2 separate regions of the Homo sapiens genome follow, and region 2 is linked to region 1. Evidence: chromatin contacts called from ENCODE Hi-C or POLR2A ChIA-PET data. All regions are on one chromosome and are shown on one strand. The core of a region is the stretch at or near the end of the contact, and the rest is flanking DNA. Distances in the headings are between cores, read along the strand shown.

Evidence for each region. A loop is a pair of places that touch in the nucleus more often than their neighbours do. ChIA-PET counts read pairs that join two places held with the same protein, here RNA polymerase II (POLR2A). Pooled maps may share reads with other maps.
Region 2: a loop to region 1 is called in a map of prostate gland, with 2.2 times the contacts of the local background. The contact joins two enhancer-like sites. A Hi-C loop is called at or near these places in 1 of 168 maps with a recorded cell type or tissue (prostate gland), 3 of 37 single-sample maps with no recorded cell type and 1 of 50 pooled maps. POLR2A ChIA-PET finds 5 or more read pairs at or near these places in 5 of 52 experiments (A673, OCI-LY7, activated CD4-positive, alpha-beta T cell and 1 more).

The regions. Positions count from the first base shown.
Region 1 is chr3:16,287,745-16,293,413 of GRCh38, reverse strand. The region is part of intron 5 of OXNAD1 (oxidoreductase NAD binding domain containing 1); the gene reads right to left. Among named protein-coding and RNA genes, the nearest start is that of OXNAD1, 25 kb to the right of the region's middle. Within about 2 kb of position 2,618, at least 7 of the 41 ENCODE cell types and tissues checked have a DNase peak (open chromatin) inside an H3K27ac peak, as active enhancers do; they include OCI-LY7, where a contact is called at or near this core.
Region 2 is chr3:16,409,519-16,415,384 of GRCh38, reverse strand. All of the region lies in intron 3 of RFTN1 (raftlin, lipid raft linker 1), which reads left to right. Among named protein-coding and RNA genes, the nearest start is that of RFTN1, 100 kb to the left of the region's middle. RefSeq lists an enhancer at 299-388. Within about 2 kb of position 3,738, at least 3 of the 41 ENCODE cell types and tissues checked have a DNase peak (open chromatin) inside an H3K27ac peak, as active enhancers do; they include OCI-LY7, where a contact is called at or near this core.

The sequences.
Region 1 (5,669 bases), core at 1,369-3,868:
AGATATTAGAACTAATAAATTCAAATAAGTTTGCAGGATACAAGATCAACAGACAAAAATCAACTGTATCTCTATACACTAGCAACGAACAATCCAAATGTGAAATTTAGAAAACCAATTACACTTATAATAGCATAAAAAAGAATAAAATAATTGGGAATAAATTTAACAAAATAAGTGTAAGACTTACACAGTAAAAACTACAAAACACCATTGGAAAAAAATTAAAGATCTAAGTAAATGGAAGCATATTCCATGTTCATGGCATGGCAGACTTAAATATTGCTAAGATGGCAATACTCCTCAAATTGATCCACAGATTCAATGCAATACTTACTAAAACCCCAGGTGTTTTCATTGTAGAAATTGACAAGTTGATCATAAAATTCATATGGAAATTTGAGGAACCCATAATCATCAAAACAATCTTGAAAAAGAAGTTTACATTTGTAGGACTCACAGGTCCTGATTTCAAAAGTTACTACAAAGCTACAGTAATGAAAATGCTGTTGTACTGACATAAGGACAGACATGTAGATCAATGGAAAAGAACGGAATGTCCAGAAATAAAGCCTTAAATTCATGGTGAATTGATTTTAGACAAGGCTGCCAAAGCAATTTAATGGCAAAAGAACAGTCTACTCAACAGTGGCACTGGGAGAACTGAATAACCACATACAAAGAATGAATTTGGACCCCTATTTCACAACATATACAAAAATTAAGTCAAAACAGAGCAGAAACTTAAATGTAAGAGCTAAAATTATAAACTCTTAGAATAAAACACAGGAGTAAGACTTCATGGCAATGGCTTCTTAGATATGACCCCAAACCAAAAGGGTTGGAAAAAAAATAGAGAAACAGATTTCATCAAAATTTAAAACTCTGTGCTACAAATGTTATCATCAAGAAAGTCAGGGCCAGGCACAGTGGCTCATGCCTATACAAATCCCAGCACTTTGGGAGGCCGAGGTGGGTGGATCACCTGAGGTCAGGAGTTCGAGACCAGCTTGGCCAACATGGTAAAACCCCGTATCTACTAAAAATAAAAAAATTAGCTGGGCATGGTGGCAGATGCACCTGTAGTCCCAGCTACTTGGGAGGCTGAGGTAGGAGAATCACTCGAACCCAGGAGCAGAGGTAGCACTGAATCGAGATCGTGCCACTGCGCTCCAGCCTGGGCGACAGAGTGAGACTCCATTTCAAAAAAAAAAAAAAAAAGTTAAGAAGACAATCTACATAATGGGAAAAATATTTTTAAATAATATATCTATTAATATTAAGGTTCTTGTATTCAGATTATATAAAGAACTCTTACAACTCAGTAATAAAGAGACAACCAAATAAAAAACTGACAAAATACTTTAAATTAATATTTCTTCAAAGAAGACATATAAATGGCTAATAAGCACATGAAGAGATGTTCAACATCAATAGTCATTAGGGCAATGTAAGTCAAAATCATAATGAGCTGGCAGTTCACACCCACGTGGATGGCTATAATCAAAGAGACAAACAATAGTGTTAGGGTCTGGAGAAATTGGAACATTTATACATTGCTGGTGGGAATGTAAAATGGCACAGCCACTCTAGAAAACAATTTAATAGTGCCTGAAAATGTTAGTTAGTTAGCATATGACCCAACAATTCCATGCCTAGGTTTAGACCTAAGACAGGTGAAACTGTATGTTCACTCAAAAACTTGTACATGAATGTTCATGGCAGCATTATTCACAATAGCCCCAAAGTGGAAACAATGTAAATGTCCATCAGCTAATGAAGATATAAACAAAATGTGGCATATCCATACAATGGAATGAAGTACTGATACAGGCTACAACATAGATGAACCCTGAAATCATGTTAAGTGAAAGAAGCCAATCACAAAAAGACCACACACTGTATTGTATGATTCTGCTGGTATAAAATGTCTATAAGAGACAAATCCATAGAGACAAAATAGATTAGTGGTCATCTAAGCCGGGCAGGAGGATAGGGAATGAATAAGAATCATTACAGAGTTTCTTTCTGGGATAAAAATGTTCTAAATGTGATTGTGCTGATAGCTGCACAACTCTGTTAATATACTAAAACCTCTGAATTGTACACTTTAAATGTTTGAATTTTATATGAATATATCTCAACATAACAGTCTTTTTAAGTTTTAAAAAGTATGAAAAAAGGGTCAAGAAAAGCAACAAAAACTCTCCCACTAGTATTTGACAGACTTAATAGGCCGATATGGCCTCTGAGTTACACAAGTCTTAACGTTTCCTTCTTTTCTTCTAACCACATCCTGTAGTCTAGAACTCCTGGGTTTCAAGCTTTCAATAATTCTATGCCACAGAAACCCTTTTTTGGTGAGGATTCTAGGAAATGCAATAAACCTAGTCACATACCAAGAAAAATGTATTGGAACACAGAACCACAAAAAATTCTCATCCCCATATCTGGGAAACATAAACATCCAATCTAGGTGTTTCACAGCCATCACAAGAGCAAAAAGTATCATCCTTCCCCAGTTGCTTACCTACATACAGGCCTAAAAGAAAAGCAAAAGATGTTCTCTAATCTGATCTATGACCTTAAAAAAATATTCTCCTGCAGTCTATGGCCTTACATTTCCAGTCATTTATTATAAGTGTTTAAAAACCAGTTCTGGATTGGAAGTGCTCCAGAAAAGGTCTTTGGCCAACTTTAACCTATTTTCACTTGACTCTTTTCCATGAGTACTTTAACTTTCTTTTCATTTCTGACAAGATAAAAATTTAAAAGACTATCGTTAGCATTTGTTAACACAGTTGCTATATGCTATCACAGAGGAGGTATACAAAAATCTCCATTATTTCCATGTTTAAAAAATAAATACATTAATAAGCTACTTTTGCTGCTTCATCTCCTGAACTACAGTGCCCTCTGCTGCTCAATGCTGATGAAGGCCATTCTCTCAGTTGAATGAAAGGGAACCAACCCTCTTCTCTAGTAACTCTGGAAAGCTACCTTTGGAAAAAAAGGACTCCTTCATTAAAAAATACAGAAGAATTTAAGTTACATAAAAACTTCATCTGAATGGATTTAAGAAAATATGCACAATACATATTTCATAAAACATCTGTCCAAGAAAGAATTATACCTTAAACACACACCTTTAAAAATGTCCTTTGCAGGATGAGCACTCTTGGAGCCATGAGTTAAAGCCCTTACTATATACCCAATGAGTGAGTGTATGCAGAAGGAGCCTAGGTGCGCGGTGAAGCAGTGGATGTCCACATCCAACCATGACACACCAGGCAGCCAGGTCCTGTCCACAAAGGGAGCCCCAGTGCCAAGCACACAGCAGCTATACTATGAGATCCCAGAACTCTTTAGTCCTTGCCTACAGTTCTCAGAGCCCCTCACTCATTCACTTAATGCAAACATCTAAGAGAGCACCTGCCTACCATATACAGGCACTGTGGTACTTGCTGGAGGTACAAAGATGCACATATGTCTTAGTTGCTGCCCTCAATGAACCCACTCTAAGAGGAGGAAAATTAACAAATACATACAATTAAATGGGCAATGATAAAATCTGCTTAGCGTAGCGAGGCAAGGCAGAGGAAGGAGGAGTCAATTCTACCAGGAGTACAGGAATTAAGAAAGACTTCACAGAAGAGATGCCCTTTAAACAGTCTTAAAAGACACACAATGCTTACCAGATGAGTAATGGGGGAGGACACAGTTTGAAAAAGATGCCAAGGAATACAGTGCTATGTTATGTGCAGTCCTGTGAGAATCAGGGCTGCCACACATGCTTGTGTAGGTTGCAAGGATATTATCTATCTACAGTGTGGCAGCCCTGCTCAAGGGTAGGTATAAAGTCTTATTTCTCTAATCTTGCTCCTCCAGTGTTTCTTCTTGGTGTCCTCTTTCTCTCAGCAGGGCTCAAAGTTGCTTTCTAGCATCTAAACTTATGTTATCTTGTAGAAAGTCAGACACACTAGGACCAGGAATTCCCTCCACTCTGTGAAAATGCTTTGGCCTTACTTCCCCTCAGGAGGCAAGCTATACCCAGCCAAGTGTGGATTGAGTACTGACTGGGGCATCAGTGGTGACATGGTGGTGATAAGCCCCCACTCCTGCCTGGCCTGCCACTCTTCCAATCAACAGCTTCAGTGCAGGGAAACTGACCAAGGAGATAAGAATTGGAATCTGTCCCCTGGGCCTTATCAGCACATATGATCTAACTGAATGAAATACTTATTAGCAATAACAAAAGCTAAAATCAAACAAATGAAGTTAACAGTAGGCATTATGCTAAACACTTTAAATATCCCAAAACGTAGGAATACTACTGCTCCCTCTTTGAAGATATGAGAACTGAAGCCCAGACAAATAAGGAAACTGACCACATCACAGAGCTGGCTGGTAGAAAGCAAGCATGTGAGCTGAGCAGTCTCCAGGGCACTAGGCGACAATACACTGCTACCCACAGTAGCATAACCAATGCCAGAGGCAGGCAGTGAGCACCACAGCCAAATGTGAATCTAGAAACTCAGGGCAGCTGCACACTGTGTGAGGACCAGTGGTGGCATGCTCCAGACCCAAGAGTGAGTGCCAAGCTTTCCACCCCAAGGGAGGAGGAATTCTGGTCAAGGGCAGGCCTCACCAAGGAGCTAGCAAGTGGTAGGCCTACTAGTAAGATGAACCAAGAAGTTCAACCCTGCTCATGTGAGAGATGTTTTGAGGTGGTTCTGCCTTTGGCCTTTCTCTCGGGATTGGATTGCTACAGTTCTTGGAACTGGTTTATTGCTACAGGAACCAGCCCTCTCTGCAAGGCCCAGTAAGAATACAGTGTAGTGCAAAAAGAGCCCCTTGAGGCCTATATCTGATCTATGCTGAAGGTGTCTACATGGGGATCTGTGGCCAAAGCTCCAGCTAGTCACAGACAACATTCATTTATTTAGTTAGAGTTGTGCCTGGAACCTCATTCTCAGAGTTTGGTAGGTGTCAGAGGAAGCCACTGGTCAAAAATTCAGAGATGTGGAATCACGGCCCAATCTCTTACCCCAAAGATAAGCCCAACAGCAACCCTCTCCTTGATTTCTAGCAGCTCTCCAGTCTGATAATCCTACCTACACAAACTGCATGGCAGCCACATCCTCACTTCCTATCCCTAATCCTTGCCCTCTTCTCCAAAGTACCACATGGCTGTTACTACCAAGCTGATGGTCTGAGACAGCCTAGAGCACAAAGCCATTCAAGCAACAGCATGGAAGGGACAGACACCGCCAACCTCAGCAAAATGGCCATTCTGTGACCATAAGGTCAAATATCAAAAGGAACTCACAACCCCTAGAACCATAAATCAATGGTAAGGGTAAAATTTGTTGAAAGAGGAGGGCCCAGGGGCCTGGAATGAATGCTGATCAACACCTGGGAGGGAAAGCGTCACACACTACCAGCCAGTGATCCTTACCCGCCAAGTCCGACCTCCGAAGAAGTCTGACAGGCACATACGAAAACCAGGCCTAAATTCAGTGAAATGGCCAAATCCATTCATTGGGATGGTATACATGACACCAATCCCAAATCATTTCATCTTGAGAATCACAGTAGGACTCTATTTCTACAAATATCACTAGGGAATGAGGACATTTTCTTATCAGGTAACTGAGGTTAGCAAGTGC
Region 2 (5,866 bases), core at 2,489-4,988, 120 kb before region 1:
CTTGGATGTCTTCTGGATATGTCATATTCAACATATCTGAAACTTGAATTATCTTTCTTCCCCCCTAAGCCTGTGCCACCCAACCCTTCCCCATGATAGTTCTGGCAAAGTCATCCATTCTCCCAGTTGCTAAGGCAAAGATCCTTGGAGTCATCTTCATCTGCTTTCCTCCTTCCACACCCCACAACCTGTTCATATGAAAATCTTGAAGGTTTTACCTTGAAAATATAACTGGAACCCAGCACTTCTCACTGCTGCTAGGACACTGTTGCCAACCCACTCTGAGCCATCATCATCCCTTGCCTGGACCACTTAGATGGGCTTCTGGCTGCCCCTTACAGCCAGAGGGATCCTTTTAAAATTCACCAGATCATGTCACTTCTCTGTTCCACACCCTCCACGGACTTCCTCTGTCATTCTGAGTAAAAGCCATTGTCTTCACTGTGGCCTGAATGTCTATACTATCCATCTCCCCTGAGGCTCTCCAACTGTGTCTTCCTCCCTGCACCCCTCTGCACTGAGCCCCGGCCACAGGGCTTCTTTGCATGCCCTCAGCTTAGGGCCTTTGCATGAGCTGTTGTTCCCTCTGCCTGGAGAGCTCATGCCCTGGATGAGCCCGGTCCCTTACCTCCTGGAAGTCTTTATTCCAAATTTCACCTCATCAGTGCAGCTATCCTGACCACCCTCATTAAAACTACAACTGTCTCCCTGCTGCCCCTGCCATTCACCTTACCCTGCTGCTGTGTTTCTTTTTTCCTTTTCTTTTCTTTTTTTTTTTTTTGAGATGAAGTCTCACTCTGTTGCTCAGGCTGGAGTGCAGTGGTGTGATCTTGGCTCACTGCAACCTCCGCCTCCCAGGTTTAAACAATTCTGTCTCAGCCTCCCAAGTAGCTGGAATTATAGGCGTGCACCACCATGCCTGGCTAATTTTTGTATTTTTAGTAGAGATGGGGGTTTGCCATGTTGGCCAGGCTGGTCTCGAACCCCTGACCTCAGGTGATCCTCCCACCTCAGCCTCCCGAAGTGCTAGGATTACTGGCGTGAGCCACTGTGCCCAGCCCTTTTCTTTCTTTCTTTTTTTTTTTTTTTCAAGACTTCCCACCATTGGGCATACTCTGTTAGGTGCTCATGCATGTCTATTGCTTATTGTCTTTCTCCTCCTATTAGATTGTTAGCTCCACAAAGGCAGAGGTTTTGTCACTTCTATCTATTGATGAATGCTAAAGTATAGTACCTGACACAGTAGTAGTGTGGTCCATATTTAATGAATGAATGAGTAATGAACTGTGAAAAGTGCTAGGAAGGAAAAGTAAGAACACAATTATAGATGATAATAACAGATCAGTAGCAGGTAGGATTTGTTGAGCCTGGATGTTGTACCTCTGTGCTAAGGGCTTTGCTTCTTTTTGTCCTATTTAATCCTTACAGCAATGTTAAGAGGTAGCTCCGTATAATATCCCATTCATTAGTGAAAGAAACTGAAGCACAGAAAGTTTAAGTAAATTGCCCAAAGGCTCACAGCTGGTGTATTACCTGCCTCTAGTTAGCTCTAACACCGGTAGCCTCTAACTAATAAATCTATTGGAATTATCATACCAAGTTGGGGATGGCGAGTGATGGGGAAGCATATTTTATTATTAGTCATGCTCTCCTCAGAGTGTCTTTATTTAATTGGAGAGTGCTTAGTGTTAATTTCCAGATAAAGTAGGTTGGGGGGGCTTTTGCTGTTAGTTAACCCTGTGTACGTCTCCAGAAATGCATTCTGTGTTTTCTTTTTCTTACTGTTTAAAACCAGATCTCTCTGTCCTTTCCAAAAGTGGAAGTCATCTGGACTTCTGTCCAGGGGAAGTTTGGTGGTTTCCCATATTCTTTTCCAGGATGATACAATGACATGGCCCTTTGGGGAGCATACCTGGTATTTCCACTACCCCATAGGAAGGTGGCAATGCCTGCTCAGCTGGGAGTTTCAGGTTAATGCTTCTTCCATAGAAACTAGATTGATAGCGGAATATTTATTCCTTTGTCCTGTGGTATCTTGGACAACCAGGCCACAGCCCTGGAGGTCACTTCTAGGACATGTCCACTTCTGTCTCCCAGGATAGTCCTTGCCCTCAGGGACACAGAACACTCCTCACCTGATGGAGCTGCTTTCAGATGTCTGGCTGGATTTTGTGGGTTTGGGCCTAGGCCTGGTCACCAGTGGGTGGCCTGTTCTAAGCATGAAACTGCCATGTCTTCCTCCTCAGGAACTGTGTTAGTTTTCTGTTTTCTTTTTTTGGTATTAGTTTTCTATGCTCTGTAATAAATGATAACACATTTCATGGTTCAAAATGGTACGTATTTATTATCATATGGTTTCTGTAGTTTATCAGGGTTCTTTGCTTCAGAATTTTATCAGGCTGTAATATCAGTGTTGGCTCAGGCTGCAGTCTCATCAGAGGCTCAACTGAGGAAAGCCCCACTTCCAGCCTCCCTCAGTTTGTTGGCAGGAATCATCTCCTTGTAGTTGTAGGACTGGGATCTCTGTTTTCTTGCAGCTGTTGGCCAGGGACTACCCACAATTTCTTGCCATGTGGCTCTCTCCTTCTTCCTGAAGCTTTCTTCTTCAAAGCCAGTAAGGGATTCTCTAGCTCAGAGGGAGTCATATAACATAATGCCATCACAGGAGTGACATCCATCACCTTTACCATGTTTTATTGAGTAGGTGCAAGTCACAGGCCCTGCCCCCACTGAAAGGGCTGGATTGCACAAAAGTGTGAACACCAGGAGGTGGGGATTGTTGTGGGGGTCATCTTAGAGTGTGTTTGCCACAGCAACCATGGTCTCCCCACCACCACCTCACTCCCCACCTCCAGTGCTGAGAAGCCCAGAAACTCCCTCTGGCAGCTCTATAGGGCTTTGCTAGTGGATTTAATGCTGTTTTTCATAGGATTAGTGGCAAGGAGAGAGTTTCTGTGTGACTGTGCCTTCTGCCTTCAGCTCTTCCTCTGTGAGGCCATAGCTGCACCATCACAGAGTGCTGACTTCAAGGCTGGGCAGCCAGCATCTGTCCTCAAGGGGTTTAGGGATTTTTCCCCCTTCCTCTCCCTTTCAGCCATTCTTCAGTGTAATAATCCTTTCATTTCAAATTGAGGAGCTAATTCCCAAAGGCAGGAGAACGCCTATTACTTGCTCACCTATTCCCCCAATATGCATTAGATTTGCTTTTCCAAGAAACCATAGGCTGAGATGTAATTTTCCATGGTTCATCTAAAAAATTTGTAATGCCTATTTTTCTTGATCTTTTGTGCCCCTTTCAGTTCAGATGTAACTGAGTTAATTATTTGAAGAAATGAACCAGAGCTTCCTTTCTTGTTATAGAACTTCTTGTTCCAGAACCAGAGATGGTACTTATTAGATTCTATGCTAAAGATTATTCCCTAGAATCGATCTGGGCTGTGAGTTGCTTACAGACCAACTTGTCTTCCTTTTGTTCATCCTGTGAATGTTGTACTTAATGGATACAGCATTGACTTATTTAAAATGATTATAGTTTTTTAGTCTATTCATTTGAAATCTCAATGGATATTTCTAAATAACCTCATATAGCCTGTTTCCATGTAACAGAACAGCTGGATTTTAGATTTTAGAACCCCCTCTCCCTCATCCTGATTTTTGTTGTTTGAGACCTCACATGGTACGTATGACAGTGTGTCTTGACCAAGTCTTCTTTTCAAAGGTCTGGAATCATCTGCCTTAGTTCCTCTTAATATGTCTTTTGTTTGGGGAGGAAATGAGAACATGAGTCTAGTCTCTGACCAAGTATTAAGGCAAAAAGGTTAGGGTTCAGAATTGGTTTATTCTTTTGGGATTAGTTTGTTCCAGATTGAAATCAGTTTATTGTTTTACATTTTGAATGTATGCGCCACAGTACCCTACCCTTGGAAGGGTATGTTGGAAAGAAAAATAAAAATAAGCTATTGAAGTTTGCTTACCAAATCACAGTTGCACACCTGGGGAAAACCAAATCCTCTTTCATTTTTTTCACTTTTAAATTTAAGGTGAATCATACACAGATGGTTAATGGTAGCAGAAATTGCTTTTAATGCTATATAAGAATCTTAGAAATTTATTTAAAACGTTGCAGCAAATACACAGTTAGAAACTGGTGAGATGCATGTATCTCAGGAGTTCAGTGTGGAAGTGCCTGCTTTATGCATTTTCTGGACAGTCCTGCTCTCACAGGGACTTCAGGGGCCCCTCTTTGGTAGAACAGCCTCATAAGTGGGCCAGGAGGGCTCTGCTCCCTCCTCCACCAGTGCAGATTAGCTGTGTACATGAGCCCTGGACAAGGAGCTGGGAGCCTTGGTCTCTAATTCCCACTCCCCAATACCACCAGCCACCTAGAAGAGACAGCACGTTCTGCCAGCCTTTAGCTGCAGTACCACTCTTGTTGCCTTATGCCTGGCTGGGCCAAGGAATCCTCTTCAATTTCTGACACCCACGTGATTTCCACTCTAGTGTCATACAGGAGCCCTGCCTGTGAATGGCTGTGAAGTGGTGGAATTTCCTCCTGGTGACCACTTGCTGCTGGCTCTCCTGAATGGGTGCAGTTTTGAACTGTGCTGTATCACAGGGATGTCTATGTGGTGGTGCTTTGGAAAGCAGCCCCTGTGTGCAGAGATGGCAGGGTGCGCTAGGAAGCCTCTCCTTTGACAGCAAGACTACAGGCCTTCACCTCAGACAGCCGTTTACACCCACGCTGTTTTCCCAGAATTTCTTTTAGTTGCTCAGTAGTCTTTCTTTAATGCATCTTTAATTTCCATAGATTTTGCCAGATTGCCCTCTAAAGGGGTTGAACCCTTTTAAAGTCTTTTAAAAATTAATTTTTAATTTTCTAAGTGATATAGGAATATATTCTTTTCATTTAAAAATGAAAACAATTAGGGATTATGGCTAAATTCACTTTTGATCACCACCCCCACACCCATACCATCACCACCCATCCCCATCCCCATCCACATAAGCCTTCCCCATTCCCCAGGGGTACCTGCTATTATTGGTTTGGTGTATGTCTTGCTTGTTCTTTTTCTGTGCCCTGGCGGATATAAACCAATGGGACATAGACATTACTGGAGTGAGAGTTTGTGTGTGTGTGTGTGTGTGTGTGTGTGTGTGTGTGTGTGTGTGTGTATAACATGTAAGCTGTATTGTACCAAACCCATCATTCTATAATGATGTGTTTTACATGATGCTACATCTTAGAGGTCTTACTATGATGTGGATATGTATATATTACTTGAGTAGTTTCCATAAACCATTTTTCATCAGTGCCTTTTTGACGTTACTTTCGGGAAAGAATCTGGGGCTTCATTAAAGACCCAATGATTCTTTTTAAAAAAAAAAAAAAATATTCTGCGTCTGGGCACAGTGGCTCATGTCTGTAATCCCAGCACTTTGGGAGGCCAAGGCGGGCGGATCACCTGAGATCAGGAGTTCCAGACCAGCCTGTCCAACATGGTGAAACCCCATCTCTACTAAAAATACAAAAAAATTAGCTGGGCGCAGTGGCGGGCGCCTGTAGTCCCAGCTACTGGGGAGGCTGAGGCAGGAGAATGGCGTGAACCTGGAAGGTGGAGCTTGCAGTGAGCCGAGATCACGCCACTGCACTCCAGCCTGGGCGACAGAGCAAGACTCCGTCTCAAAAAAAAAAAAAAAAAATTAGCCGGGTGTGGTAGTGGGTGCCTGTAATCCCAGCTATTCGGGAGGCTGAGGCAGGACAATTGCTTGAACCCGGGAGGTGGGGGTTGCAGTGAGCCGAGATCGCGTCATTGCACTCCAGCCTGGGTGACAAGAGTGAGACTGTCTCCAAATTATGCAAGATATT